Linked DNA regions of Mus musculus: region 1 is linked to region 2. The links are chromatin contacts, found by Hi-C in ENCODE. All regions are on one chromosome and are shown on one strand. Each heading gives the region's core, a stretch centred on a gene start or an enhancer-like site at or near the end of the contact. The rest is flanking DNA. Distances are from core to core; before and after follow the strand shown.

Region 1 (6,974 bases), core at 4,456-6,955, 340 kb before region 2:
TGGGCTTTTCCATGCCTCTGGGAAGCTCTATGCTCTGTACTTTATTGCCAAATCAACCTCCCTTCAATGGATGTGATTCTGTGGACTTCTTCCCCTGCCCTAACCCTTCCATGGCTTCTGTTTATCTACAGACTCAAAGACATATTTTAGAGAGAGGCATGGAGCCCTGGGGCTGTAAGCTTCTACCTCCTACTCACTCACACATTCTTGCACTCCTGTGTCATCTGACTACTTAGAACATCCCTCCCTGCCACTCCCCTTCCCACCCCCTCCCCCGCCAGGCTCCTCCTGCCCCCTCTTACTGTTTCTTTCTCCTTTTCTGCCCTTGTCCTTTAAAGCCAGTCTGAACCCTTCCTTTGACCTTTCAGGTTCTCCAACCCCACCACTCTGCTCAGAGCCTTCTATTTAAATGTCACACGGGTTGGTTGTTGTCCTGCATATAACATCCACGCTTGTGCAGCCCTCCTCCCCGCTCACTGGACTGTTGGCTGAGTTCAAGCCTGGGCCTTAAGTGTTCTTTACTTTGCCAGGCAGACTTTAGATATAAAGTGGGTGCTGGCTCCCCTCTTCCACTGCCCAGCAGTCGTCAATCTTTCTTGAGTGTGAGGCCAGGGGGAATGCAGTGTGTCTACAGCCAGTCCATCCATCTCCCTCCCCCAGCACACCCAGAGGGCTAGCTGTGTGACCTTTTCCATCTGTGGATCTGTCGTTCTCTCTCTCTCTCAATCTCTCTCTCTCATTTTTCTCTTCATATGTAGAGTACTGGAGCTCGTTCAGAAGCCGGGAAGAAGGCCACTCCGTTATATTTAGGCTAGCAGAGACATCAATTTTAAGGGTCTTTAAAAATAAAGCCTTGTTTCAGCTGGATTTTCAAGCATGTTCCCACTGACTCCTTGCAAGAAGCTCATCTGTCCCCCGCAGGCCCCCAGTCTCAATTATAGACCCTTCATGTGGCCCACACATGTGCGAGCATGTGCATCAGAATGCCAGCTAACAGTTGTCCTCCCTGCTTAGTTCAAAGAAAGGGTTTTTCCCCTCCCCAGGACTTCCTTCACCGGTCTGCCCTCTCCTTTCCGTCCCAGAAGAGCTTGTGACTTCTCAGGGGCTTTTCTCTCTCCAGTAGCCAGAATCTGACCTGGTACCAGAGAAGGTACGGCCTCCTCTGGTTTCTGCTCCCTCTTCTTCCCAGTTCTATATTTTAGGGTCAGAAGCAAACAAGACAAAGGCCGAAAGCTTGAAGCAGATCGCGAGACTCGCAAGTGGGCTAGAATGTGACATGAGGCTTTGAATACATGTTCCCCGTGGGTGGCCTGTGTGTGCAGGTGTGCGCATAGGAGACTTACTGAGGACACAGGAGAAGAGGCACGTGTGAAAGCCAGGCCGACCCTTCCTACTCCCTCTGTTGGCCCCATATCCCCATTCTTTTCCATCCCCACCGATGAAACACTTCTTTATGTCTTATTCACATCCTGTCTTGACTACCACAATTGTCTCCTTGCCGGGCCCACATGTCTCTCGTCACCAATGGGATCCAAATGTTGCTGACACAATAATCTCACTGCCTTGGAGCTGCCATCACATTCCTCTGCTTTTGCAAATTCTTCTCTCTCTTCCTCTTGCTAGGGGAAATCAAACACAGGCCACCATCTCTCAGGGCCTCCCCGCCCCTCTCTCTCTTGGCTCTCCGGCTGCCTTTTCTCTCACCCTATTGCTGCTCTGACATCACAGGGCCTTTCAGTATTCCAGCAACACCCCCAATGTTGTTTCTAGCAAATGCACACCAAGAGTGGCAGGGACGCCTCTGGGCACTCAGAGCCTAGAACGGCAAGAATCAGAGCTGAGAGAAGCAGTCGACACAAACCAGACAAAGCACCAAGAATCAGAAATGCTGCCGGGCACACCTTTAATCCCAGCACTCGGGAGGCAGAGGCAGGCGGATTTCTGAGTTCGAGGCCAGCCTGGTCTACAAAGTGAGTTCCAGGACAGCCAGGGCTATACAGAGAAACCCTGTTTCGAAAAAAAAAAAAAAAAAAGAATCAGAAATGCTACACATGCAGCTGGAGCCATGAGTCCTCTTTGGTTGGTGGTTTAGTCCCTGGGAGCTCTGGTTGGTTGATATTGTTTTTCCTATGGGGCTGCAAACCCCTTCAGCTCCTCCAGTCTTTGCCCTAACTCTTCCATTGGTATCCCCAGTCTCAGTCCGATGGTTGGCTGCAAGCAGTGGGGGTAGGGGGAGGGATAGGGGTTTGTGGAGGGGAAATCGGGAAAGGCGATAACATTTGAAAGGTAAGTAAATAAAATATCCAATTTAAGAAGAAAGAATCAGAAGTGCTTGGGAGGAAAGGGAAGCAGAGAGAGGCCAGTGGGTAGTCTGAGGCCTGGGATCTTCTCTCTACCTTCCTCAGTGCTGGCCCCTGGGGCAGAGAGCCCTGCCTTCCCTTTCTCTTTGTTTGGTGGTGCTTATCTGGACTGGAAGGAGGCAGTGGCTTCCTCAGGAGACCCTTTACAGTCTTGCCTCACCCAAGATTCCCTAGGGCTGGAAGAAATCAAGCACACACCCACCTTCTCCCATTTCCACTCCATTTCCACCTCCTATCCAGAGCACTGAGTAGTCGTTTAAATGTGGTTAAGTACGGCTGACTAGTGGGTCCCTCCCCTGCCTGAGTGTGTCCTATCGACCTTTAATGTCTCCCCTCCTCGAAATTTGAGAGCATCTACAGGCAGTAGTGACCCAAAGCTCGCTCTATCTATGCACATAGGTCCTTCTCTTCCTCCAAAGCATAGCAGAACCCATGGTATAGATGCTTGGTGACAAGGGACACCATCTTTATTTTCAAACAAGACAGGAAAAGAAAAGGCACCCAGTGATGGAGGCTTCTGTGAATAATTACATTAGCAGGTGAAATAACTATCCTGGAATTGGTAATAATAAAAGTTGTTACCACTTTTTTTAAAAAAAAAAAAAAAAACATTGTATATGTGTGTTTTCCTTCTAAGAGGAGAAAGGGCAGGAATGGAGCAAGGTGCGGCCAGGGATAAGTTTTGGCTGAGAGTAGAATATGAATGGGTCATCTCCTCATAGGCACGCTCTCTCTGGCAGTCAGATGCCCACACAGGATTCCTTCTCCAGGTTTCTTAGTGTAGTTCAGATCTGCCCCAATCAGTGCAATCATTGTTACCTACTGTTGATGAGCGCAATATATAAGCATGTCACGCAAAAATGTACAACGAGTGAATATAAGCTATTTTGCAATTTTAAAAATTTCAGTTGGGGGTTAAAATAGCATTTTGAGGTCAAATAAAATGTATTATTTATTAATTCTAGTAAACACACATGATAGAAATAAAAATAAATTACAAGACATTAGTTGAAGGAGATTTTAATTTATTTTGTGTGTGTGTGCCTGGGAATGTGTGCACACATATAGAAGCCAGAAGTTGATCTTTGATGTCTTCCTCAGTTGCTCTCCATGTTATATTTTTTAAGTTTTTTTTTTTTTTTAAAGTATAAGGCCTAGAGAGATGGCTCAGTGGTTAAGAGCCCTGACTGTTCTTCCAGAGGACCTGAGTTCAATTCCCAGCACCCACATGGTGACTCACAATCTGTTGTAACTACATTGTCAGGGATGCAATGCCCTCTTCTGGCCTCTGAAGGCACCAAGCATGCCCATGGTATATACATGCAGGCAAACCATCCATACACTTAAAAACAACAAGCAAACAAAACCAAGTATGTGTGTGTGCATGTGTGCATACGGGTAGGTACCCACAGAGGCCAGAAGGGGTCCTTGCATCTCAGGCCATGTGTGGAGAACTCAGGTCCTCTAGAAACAGTACTCACTCTTTACTACCAAGCCACCCAGCACTCCTGTGGTCTCTACCTCCACAGCACTGGGATAACAGACCATCCATGCCATGTGTGGGGTGGCTTCCTCGTGTGAGTCTTGAGAAATCCAGACTCAGGTCCATAATGCGTGCGTGCGTGGGTGGCAACCACTTGTGAGCCATCTTCCCAAGCCTGAAGATGAATTCTTAAAATTAATTTCACCTGCTTTTTTTTCCCCCTTCTCACCATGGCAAGTAGAAAACGTTTAGATTTCGGGCATAGCTTACCAGTGTGGTTTGCTCACTTTACATTTTTTTTTTTACCAGTAGCTGCCCCACTGAGTATCAGACTGTGGCTTAGGAACAATTGTGTGACGCTGTGGCCCTGTGTTCGGTGGCCATGTTGTCCAGAACTCCCTCTCCTGTGTAAAGCAGGCAAAAGCAGAAATTCCTAGAAGAAATTAGGGCCATTCTGGGGAAAAGAAGGTGGGGGTGGGGGGCGAGATACAGAGGGCGGGGATATGGGAGGAGCCCCATCCATTAGCTAGTCTTGTCCGCTCATCTATGATTGGATCAGATCGCCCATTCATCTGAAATTGCAGGGAGGCCCTCATTCAATCACCCTAAGTGGAATCTGATCTTTATCTTGGGATAAACATTCCAAATGGAAGGTGAGTGCTGCCAGATAAGGGAGATAAGAAAGCCATATGGCCCTGTCACTGCAGGCTCCCTGGAGCTTATTCCTATAAGGATTAATGAGTCTGAAGGGGGATCTTATAAAGTCCTGTCTCTTGAGAAGGCAGAGCCTCCCAAGCCCCTATGTGGGCATGTGCACTGTCCGCAGACATAAAAGGCTAGAACTCAGACCTTGCTATTGCAGCCCTCTGGTCTTACTAGGGACCTCCTGCCTGCTCTGTCCATCTCTCTTCATTGCAAAAGCTTCACTATTACCAATGTTTATAACTCTACTGAGGATCCCAAACCCAGATTCCCACCTTGATGTAGGAATTCCCTCTGCCCACCTGCATCCCTGTTCAGGGCCCTGACCAGTAATGTCTGCCAGGATGGTAGGGGAGGGGCATTTTCCAGGTTGAGGGTTTTCTCTGGGTCTGTTAGGGCCTGGAGACGCAGGGAAGCTTGCAATCCCAGGCCTGGGGGAGGGCAGGTAATATGAACTCCCAAGAGAAAGGGATCTGGGGCAGAGGAGAGAGGGAGGGGAGAAGGCTGGCTTTCCAGCATGTTCTCTATACCCTGGTATCGAGAGGCACTCCATCCTTCATTCCTCTGGCGCTACTGCTCCTGCATAGCTGTGCTGACTCACAGTGGACATCAAGGTTCACAAGTGACTGTTCCCAGCGCTGGGGCAACTTCCAAACTGGGTCATGGTAACCAATGGTAACCGGAAGAATAGCCTATAGAGTCTGAGTGTCCCCATAGCTCTCTCTACAGACAGAGTAAGTAAATTTTACCAAGAAGGGAAACTGAGGCTCAGAGAGGCTGAGAGGTTGCCTGAGTCTGCATACGCAATAAGCGCTGCTGCGGCCAGTTGTCAAACCCTGAAGGTCAAACCTCAGAGTCACAATCTTGATGCAGAGAGGGGCCCCGACAGACACTCAGTGACTATTTCCTGTCTTCAGCAGCTTTGGTCAGTGGCGGGGAATCAGAAAGGCACTTGCCCAGACTCTCCCAGCCCTCACGTTGGACAGCCTCAAGTTAATGTGGACAGTTGTGCCTGACTGTCAAGCAAGCCAGTCTGAGCTGGATTCCATACTTTACTTGCTGAACAATCCAAGCCTACTGCTCTCTGAACAGCCCTGGCCAGGAAGAGACCACCCCTGGATCCGGAGTCCGGCGCATGGCAGGGGGAGTAGGAAGAGCTGAGGAGGGAGTGTGGGGCCCCAGAGTTCCAGCGGTGGGTTTCCCTGCTTCAGGCTTGCCCTGGCCAATGGTCTTGCTTTCAGGCTTCTCTGTGCTCTGAGCACATCTAAACATTTGGAGAAAAACAAGAAAGTGAACAATAGGCGCTTGTGGGCTGGAGAACAGGGCTGACTTCCCCCTGGGACCCGGGCGCTGTTCGTAAGCTGCCCCAGCTGCACTCTCACGGTTGGGATGTCACTGGGGCCTGGCTGAATTACAGCCTTGTCCTCCATGGGGCCTGCTACCAACTCCTTTCATACCCGGGGAATGCAAATGTTGGTAGGGGGATCTGGAGCTGTGTAGAGACAGAAAGCTTGCTTTCCTGCCTGGAATTTGGGAAATCAGACAAAAGAACACACACACATACACATACCCCTATTTGGCATGGAAGCTCTGCCAAGCCATGCCCTGACAGTTGTGTCCTAACCAGAGAAGTTTGCCCCACAGGAAAAAAACCAAAACCCCAGCTCTCTATCAAGTGGACTCTGGGCACAGCCCCAAGAAGCTCAGAGTCCACAGGACCTAGAGACAGAATTCCTAATGTGTGCCAGAGCAGTTTCACCAGGAGGTGGTAGCAAAAGTACCCCCATTAGTTATAGCACTGAGGGAGGTGGGCCAAAGGTGCTCTTCTGAGCTGGCTCCTCTGAGGTTTTTAAGACTGTTGCTTCTCACCATTACAGCCTAAGCCACAGGGAATGAGAATGTAGTCAAAGTATCAAGATTAGAACAGAGAAGAACAAAACAGAGCCCAGACCCCCTCTCAGCTAGGGCTGACCAGTGGTATCATTCATACCCAGTAAGTAGGGCTAAGTTTCCCTGTCAAGAGTTCCTCACCTTTGTTCCCAGGACTGGAGGCGGCTTTGAGCAGTGTCCCGTCTGGGTGGCATCCCTGGAACAGGTCTCAGGCCCTGGTGTTTTTGAAGTAGCTGCCCAGACATCCCATCATAGGCTCAGGAGGGTGAATAGCCCTTCTACTCACCCCTCCCACTCCCCAACAATGTTCTGGATCTGAGAGCACTTCTGGGTTGTTTGTGCCCAAGGACAGGAGGAATTTGGCAAGAAGTCTGTGGTTGGAGGACAGTGCATTTACTTTGTGAAAGGATGAGTGAAGGACCATTCGGGGAAGTAGGGAGCACTGTTGTCAGAGTTGGGACTGGAGAGATTAGAATGGGTCAGAGGACTCCTATGAAGGACATGAGTAACAAAATGGGGGGTTCAGAACAAATGGGTTG
Region 2 (7,215 bases), core at 3,551-6,050:
CTACTTTGGCTTACCTGTCAAGCCCTGGGGAAAAGGTGAGTGATGCTGTTTCCGGGCTGCAGCTGTGCAGGACCAGACGCTTCCGATTAAGGGAACAAGTGAACCGAAAACCTTGATCCAAGACATGTGCTTCAGTCCTAGACCACACATTTCAGCATATGAGGAGGGGAGGGGAAGGAATAGGGATGGAGGGCAAGGTAAATGCCTTCAGATCTAATCCTCAATGAGTCCAGATGTGGTTGGGGATTAGACAAGCTTCTGGGTTAGGAGACTGCAATAGAGAACAGGTCAAACAAAGAATGGTCTGCCCTTGAAGAGTGGGTCCTCAATCAGCGTCTAGCAATAATAAGGAAACCAGGAGGAGGGCAGGAGAGTTTCAGATAGATTGGGGGTTCTGAATAAAGAAAGCACTGAACATGAAGAACGATGGGTGGCTGCTACCAAGAGAAGCCATTTAGGCTGAGTTCTGAGGGGCAGTCCTGAGTTTCCAGGGAATTCATGGTAGAATCCCAGCCAGGAAGATGAACGTAAGGATCCTGGGAGAAACAGGCTTGTGATCATCTCGGTACCCAAAGACCACGGTGCTGCAGGCTAGTGATCAAGGATCAGGGTCAATGAAACGGGTGGGGCAGAGTCAGCACCCTGGCTCCGATGACACTGACTTAGAGTTTGGTTTTAGGATGGTAAGAAACCAGGGATGGGTTTGAAGAGAACACTGGCACTATCTGAGTTATGTTTTAGAATATGTTTGGTCTGAAATATAAAGTCCTGCCCATAAAGGTACAGCTTTTGTGTCCTGTGTAACCTGCTTAAAATATTCATGAGTGTCTAATACTGAGTTTGAGAAAAATAAGAGGCTCCTAAGAGTTGAGAGAACTACAGAGAGCTCGGCGCTGAAGTCCGAGCAGCATAGTAGAGAACGGCCCACAAAGGTCTGATGGGACTGCACCTGCTCCAGATGGATCCTAATCGTGAGGATGGTACAGACAGAATACTGCCCTCTCTCTGGAAGTGCCCAAATAGAATCCAGATCATTCCAGGCCGGGTAATGGCCTAACTCTTTTAACGAGCAAGTACTTAACGCATCTCTACAGAGCAAGGATGGAAACGTGAATATTGCAAAAGTTAAAGATGCAATGGGCCTTTGACGATTGATGTGAAAGTTCTACACAGAAGATAAACCACAAGAAGGAAAATATCAACAGTGACACAAAGCTGCACATGTGCATGCGCATGCACACACACACACACACACACACACACACACACACAGCCCAACCAGGCTCTCCTGATTCCTGGCTCATCACCATCTTAAGTGAATATATGTCCAAAGCCAGTGCTTTAGGATTCTGATAGTGACGGGCTGTTTTTCAGATGCCTGCTGGAATTCTGTAGATCCTGCTATTATTACCCTAAGACAAAGGTTATCTATAAACAGCCACTTGGCAGAATCCACTTCAACAGAGTCAATCTCTTCCAACCACCACCAGTTTCGCTTCCCTGTGGGGAAGCTACAAAATGTACACAGGGGAAGTGAGAATGTCGTGCTGACGGCCAGTTCTTTTTTGAAAATGCACAATCCACACAATGATATCCATGGGTACACAGAGGCAAACGGCAGCAACAGTGTGTGTGTGTATACACAATCTATTACCTCAGTTTTTAAAAGTGAGATCTGAACCTTTTTGTAGGTTTGCCTATAAAATGTCAGAAATACCTCACAGACAAGGAAGATATAAGTGACCTGGTCTCTCTAGCTATTAGGAAATTCTTTCTCTTCTCTTCTCTTCTCTTCTCTTCTCTTCTCTTCTCTTCTCTTCTCTTCTCTTCTCTTCTCTTCTCTTCTCTTCTCTCCTTCCTTTCTTTCTTTCTTTCTTTCTTTCTTTCTTTCTTTCTTTCTTTCTTTCTTTCTTTCTTTCTTTCTTTTTCCCCCAAGGAAAACAAATAGAATTCTATCAGAAGCTTGGTTAGTCCCTCTGCTCCATTCCAATAAAAATGATAGGTAAGTCAATTGTTCAAACAGCAGTGACTTACACATCAGCTGACATACTATAGAGGAGCATCTTAACTGAAAAATTCAGATTTATCCAAAGAAAAATGGAAACCACAAAGCTGACAAGTTCAGTGGGTGCTTGAGCATGACATAAATCATTCGAGTATGACCAGCATGACAGAGTCAGAGCCAGAGCCATTGAGAACATTTTACATTATAGGTTATATCCAAAGTAAAGTAAGTGATCTGTGTTAACTGAGAAACACCAGCCAAGTGAATTGTTCATCTATATTGTCAGCTAGAGGCAGAAGACTGAATTCTGAACCCTTAAGCCAAATATTTCAAAATATAACTTCATCTCCATCCTTGAGGACCAGCCTTCAAGGATCTGTGTGGGCACGATGAGAGGATGGCAGCATCTCACTACAGGACTAAAGTCTGCAAGTACCACTCTTCTAAGTGAAACCAATATTTTCTAAATAGTTACTTGGACTGTACATAACTATTTCTCTTCTATGACTTCTTTGGATTTTTCATGATGGATTTATAAGATAGAAAAATAGATATCATCTCCACAGATGCATGAAAACAGTAAGGCTCAGAAGTTTCTGGAATTGTTCTAGCAGATGTAAGATCTGAATCTCAAATTTTGATGATGTTCAACTCTCATTATTTCGATCTTGTTGACCAAACTATAAATTAAAATGAAACCTTAGCAAAACAGTTGATCCATGTTTGCCCAGGGCCAAGGAGGGGGACGACCGACTACAGAGTTGCTCAGGGAAACGTGCTAGGTTATAGGATCTCTGTTAGGTATACATATTCTCCGAAATTCATTAAGCTATGCACTTTATTAGATGTAAATTGAATTTTAGGAAATGACATTAATCTGATCTTCAAGTTTTCCTTTCATAAATAAGAGAAATCACTCATCTCACTCTGTGTCTACTGCCTTGGCATAGGAGACCCATTCTTTCTTTGAATTTCCCACTGGCCACCATGCTCTCTCTGTCATAACCCTTCGTGTTAAATGTGACCACATTAAATTACATTCCTAGACTTGCATAGATTTTTTTTTCATACAATACTAAATGCTTTTGTCTTATTCAAGTTGCCTAAATTGAGGTATATCTCTAATATTTTTGGTTGCCATGGCGTTCCTCTTGTTAGGGGGACTATGGGGAACCAAATCAGCTGGATTGTTCATCCTTAGAATTCACAATCAAAAGAGTAAAACCAGCTGGGCGTGGTGGCATAAGCCTTTAATCCCAGCACTTGGGGGGCAGAGGCAAGTGGATTTCTGAGTTCGAAGCCAGCCTGGTCTACAGAGTGAGTTCCAGGACAGCCAGAGCTACACAGAGAAACCCTGCCTCAAAAAAACAAAAACAAACCAAAACAAACAAACAAACAAAAAAACCAAACCAAACCAACCAAACAAACAAAAAAGAGTAAAACTTTCCTCCAAAAAAGCAACATATTTTCTGAAAGCACAATATTCTCCTCCTTCGAAATGTATTTCCACCCATTGTATTTAAATAAAAGGCACTGAGAAGGGGTTCTGTGTCTCTGTAGTGACTTCCACAATTCACAGTACTACACAAAAAATGATGTCCTGACCCTTCTGATAAAATAACCTTTACAGCTCTTCAAAGCACTTTCTGAAATGTTCTCATATTTATTTCTGCCCTGAAGGAACAACATTATGGGGATGATATTGTATCAACCCTGTGGTACAGAGATCCCAGGTCAACAGAATATCTAACTTTTCAGAAGTTATTCAGCTCGCATGTGGGAGAATCCATTTTGTCATATACTCTGCCCTTTATTCATTTATAATACATTCTTATATTTGTTTCACTTAGACCCAAAATCAGTCTCCTTGCTAAAGAAATGTTGGATTTCAGAATATGAGAACATGAGTCCCTGAAACATGGTACCTTGTCATTGTGAGTATTTCAAGCTCTAGAAACTAACACATAAATGTATTCTCCTTCTTATTTATTTATTTAGGTTTTTCAAGACAGGGTTTCTCTGTGTAGCCCTGGCTGTCCTGGAACTCACTCTGTCGACCAGGCTGGCCTCGAACTCAGAAATCCCCCTGGCTCTGCCTCCCAAGTGCTGGGAATAAAGGTGTGTGCCACCACTGCCCAGCTCATAAATATATTCATATACATCCCCAAACGGAAAGAACACTTCTGGCCTTATTCTGCCTGTCTCCTCTGACATAAGCTATTTTAAAAGTTCTCTGACCCACCTCTTCAAGAAGCAGGTCATAAGGTTTCCTTTCTAGTGAACTTCTGTCCATATCTTGGAGGCTAAACAGAAATAGACCAAATCAGCTTTGGTAGGTACCCCCAGTTAGTACCACCCTCTGTCTTCTCATCAGATTCTGCCTAATGTCCCCAGAGCAGTTTCCATGGGTGTCTGAAGGCTTCCCTGTCACAAAAGCCTTCTGATAAATGTATTTGTTCTGCTTTTCTCTTGTAAATCCCCTTCTTTGACAGGGGTGTCAGCCATGAACCTTGTAACCAGTAAGGGAAGAATCTTATCTTTTCTCCTTGTTGCTTTCTGATGTCTGAACAAGGGACCCAAACCCCATTAGCAACAGTACAAACACGGATTGCTTTGCCAGCTAAGAACTTCCTCATGAGTAGGGAAATACGTGATGGGAGTGTCTATCTATAAACATGTACTTAATCCAACTGGGTGTCCTTCAGCTCCTAGTCATGTGTTTCCTACACTACTGCATTTCTTCCCCCTCCCCGTTTTTTTTGCTGAGCATGGTGATATTCACCTCTCTAAATGTGAGCCATGTACTTCCTCCTGTATGAGTTCTTCCCTAGTTTTCTGGAGTCAATTGTTCTCTTCCTCTGCTTGGCTTGTACAAGCAGAATAACAATTACTATCTTACTCAGTACAGTTATTTTCACATGCATCTGCTCTGCTGACCTGGCAGCATTTTTAAAACAGGAACCATGTGTCACTCATTGCCCTTGGCATAGAACAGTGGAACAAGACATCAAGAAAATGATGGCGAGGACTCGCTCTGGTACCTGTGATGTAGTTACCTGTGATGTATTTATCTGTAAATGAGTGGTAAACTCACTTCCCCAAACATACAATAACTGCCATTTGTAACCCTACCTCAGCACCCAGCTTGAGAATTCTGTTTTGGCCACTGACAACAGTTATCGTAGATTCATACACGCATATTTACTCCAGACATCTGTGACCATAACTCTTCATGGTTGGGTGGACTGGACACAGGAAAGGAAGCTGAAATCCAAGATTATCCTAGGCATACCAAGATGTCTGGTCACTTGCCCATACTATACCTAATTTGCTTGCCTGAAGTTATTATTTTATTTTACATCAAACATTATGATGAGTTATATATGCTACTTAGAGGTACAATCCCAACAGCTGAAGGTTTTCTGGGTCGATAGACCATGTTTTTCTATTCTCCTCTCCTCCAGACCCATCCCTTAACTTTGGAATATTATATCCAGGCAGGCAAATGAGAGATGGCAAAGGAGGTTGACTGCACACACCAGTAACACTCATTTACTCCTGTGCTTCCACTGACTTTCCGTAGATCCTGAACACTTCTGACAAATCATTTGGTACCTTCTACCTCTTCTAACATCTCTGAAATAATCCCTAGTTCAACATCCTTAACCTCATGAATGTCTCTAGACTCAAAGTCCTGCTGCTTAGCTTGTATACACTTTCTTCACCTTTAGCACATAGGAATACCCTAGGATGCCTCCTACACCTCTGGCATTCCCAGACATCAATGGAGCCTCGGGCATCCAAAGTATTTTGTCCTAGCTTGACTGAGAGCTACAAATCCCTGCCCATCCAAACACTACCTATCCAGCAAACTTCCTCTTCAGTCCCACTGTGCTAAACTGCCACCAAGCCTGCCAGTCTCTGAGAGTGCCAGGAATAGAACTCTATCCCTGTCTATCAGTCATTCCAGCACAAGATCCTTTGAACGGCTAGGAATTAGCAATTTAAACTTCTTTTTGGGTAGTCCCAATTAGCCACACTGTTGGTCAATATGGCACCCCCTACCCCTGATTACTATCAGAGGGGAGCCAGTCAAAACTGGCTACTCATTTAGGAGACATAGTCCTGAATGGGAGCCTCTTTCAAATGAAGAATTCTTAGGGCTCTATCCATTGCTTTCACTGAGTCTTTGTGAGGGCCCAGGGATGAAGGGTGTGTTTATTTGCTGAGCCATCTCAAGGGTCTGACTGGGTAGGATGATCACACACTTGTGTTTTGAGGTCCTTAGCTGTTAGTAAAAGAGAGCTGTGAGCCGTTGAAAGGTAAGCATGGGATAGGTGAGATTTATCTGCAGATTCATTCGCTCCACTGCTGACTTTCTCTGCATGCTGCTCTTTGCTGCCCCCCCCCCCCGCCACCCCCCAACCCATACAGCATAGACACTGTTTGTGACTCTTGCATTCTGGTTTCTGATGATCAAGGCTGACACTGGGTGCTTATTTAAACCAGATGTTTTCCACAAGAAAATGTCAAATAAGTAGGGGGTGGGGAGGGCTAGACCCATCACTAAAGCACGTAGGCCTTACAATGTCCCTCCTCCTAGAGACTGCTGATTTGACTCAGGTTTCTGAACTGAAAAACAAAACTGACATGCTTGGTTTTTTGTTGTTTTTTTTTTTTTCTTACAGTAAAGTGTAACTCTGTGTGTTCAAACAAGGATTGGTGTCAGGAAGCAGAGAGGCACCGTGAAATATGCTCATCTTTACTGTACGATTAGCTAATATAACTTTATAAATCTAAACACATAAATTTAGGAATAAATATTCATGAAGAATTTGCATTCTCATTAAATTAACATCTAAGTTTAAAAAAGCATACTGAAACTGTTGAAAGTAGTAAGTTCCTGTCACCAGGGCTGGCTGTCCTTGCTTGCTTGCCACGTGGCTTCTGCTTGCTGACTTGGATCTTTGTTTGCTTTTTCCTTCCTTAGGTCTTCCCTGGCTCCCATTGCACTAGCTAGGTTTGAATTTCTGTGATTCAAATGATGCATTAGGATGCATGCTGCATTAGGATGATCTGTGTCTGAACTCTCTCCAGAGCAGTTTCTTTATAGCAATCTATAGATTCCAAGAAAGCACTTACAGGCCTCCTCTTTCTCTCAACCCCACAGAGCAGGGATGGAGGCTCCATCTCTGTGCTACAGATAAGGA

Evidence for each region. A loop is a pair of places that touch in the nucleus more often than their neighbours do.
Region 1: a map of CH12.LX shows a loop between it and region 2 (2.5-fold over the local background). The contact joins two enhancer-like sites. A Hi-C loop is called at or near these places in 2 of 37 maps with a recorded cell type or tissue (CH12.LX and v-Abl transformed pro-B cells).

Annotation. Positions count from the first base shown.
Region 1 is chr12:79,969,313-79,976,286 of GRCm38, reverse strand. No RefSeq gene overlaps it. Among named protein-coding and RNA genes, the nearest start is that of 4933435C09Rik, 36 kb to the right of the region's middle. RefSeq lists an enhancer at 4,395-6,974. Within about 2 kb of position 5,705, at least 3 of the 3 ENCODE cell types and tissues checked have a DNase peak (open chromatin) inside an H3K27ac peak, as active enhancers do.
Region 2 is chr12:79,627,961-79,635,175 of GRCm38, reverse strand. All of the region lies in intron 7 of Rad51b (RAD51 paralog B), which reads right to left. Among named protein-coding and RNA genes, the nearest start is that of Gm36048, 170 kb to the left of the region's middle. Within about 2 kb of position 4,800, at least 1 of the 3 ENCODE cell types and tissues checked has a DNase peak (open chromatin) inside an H3K27ac peak, as active enhancers do.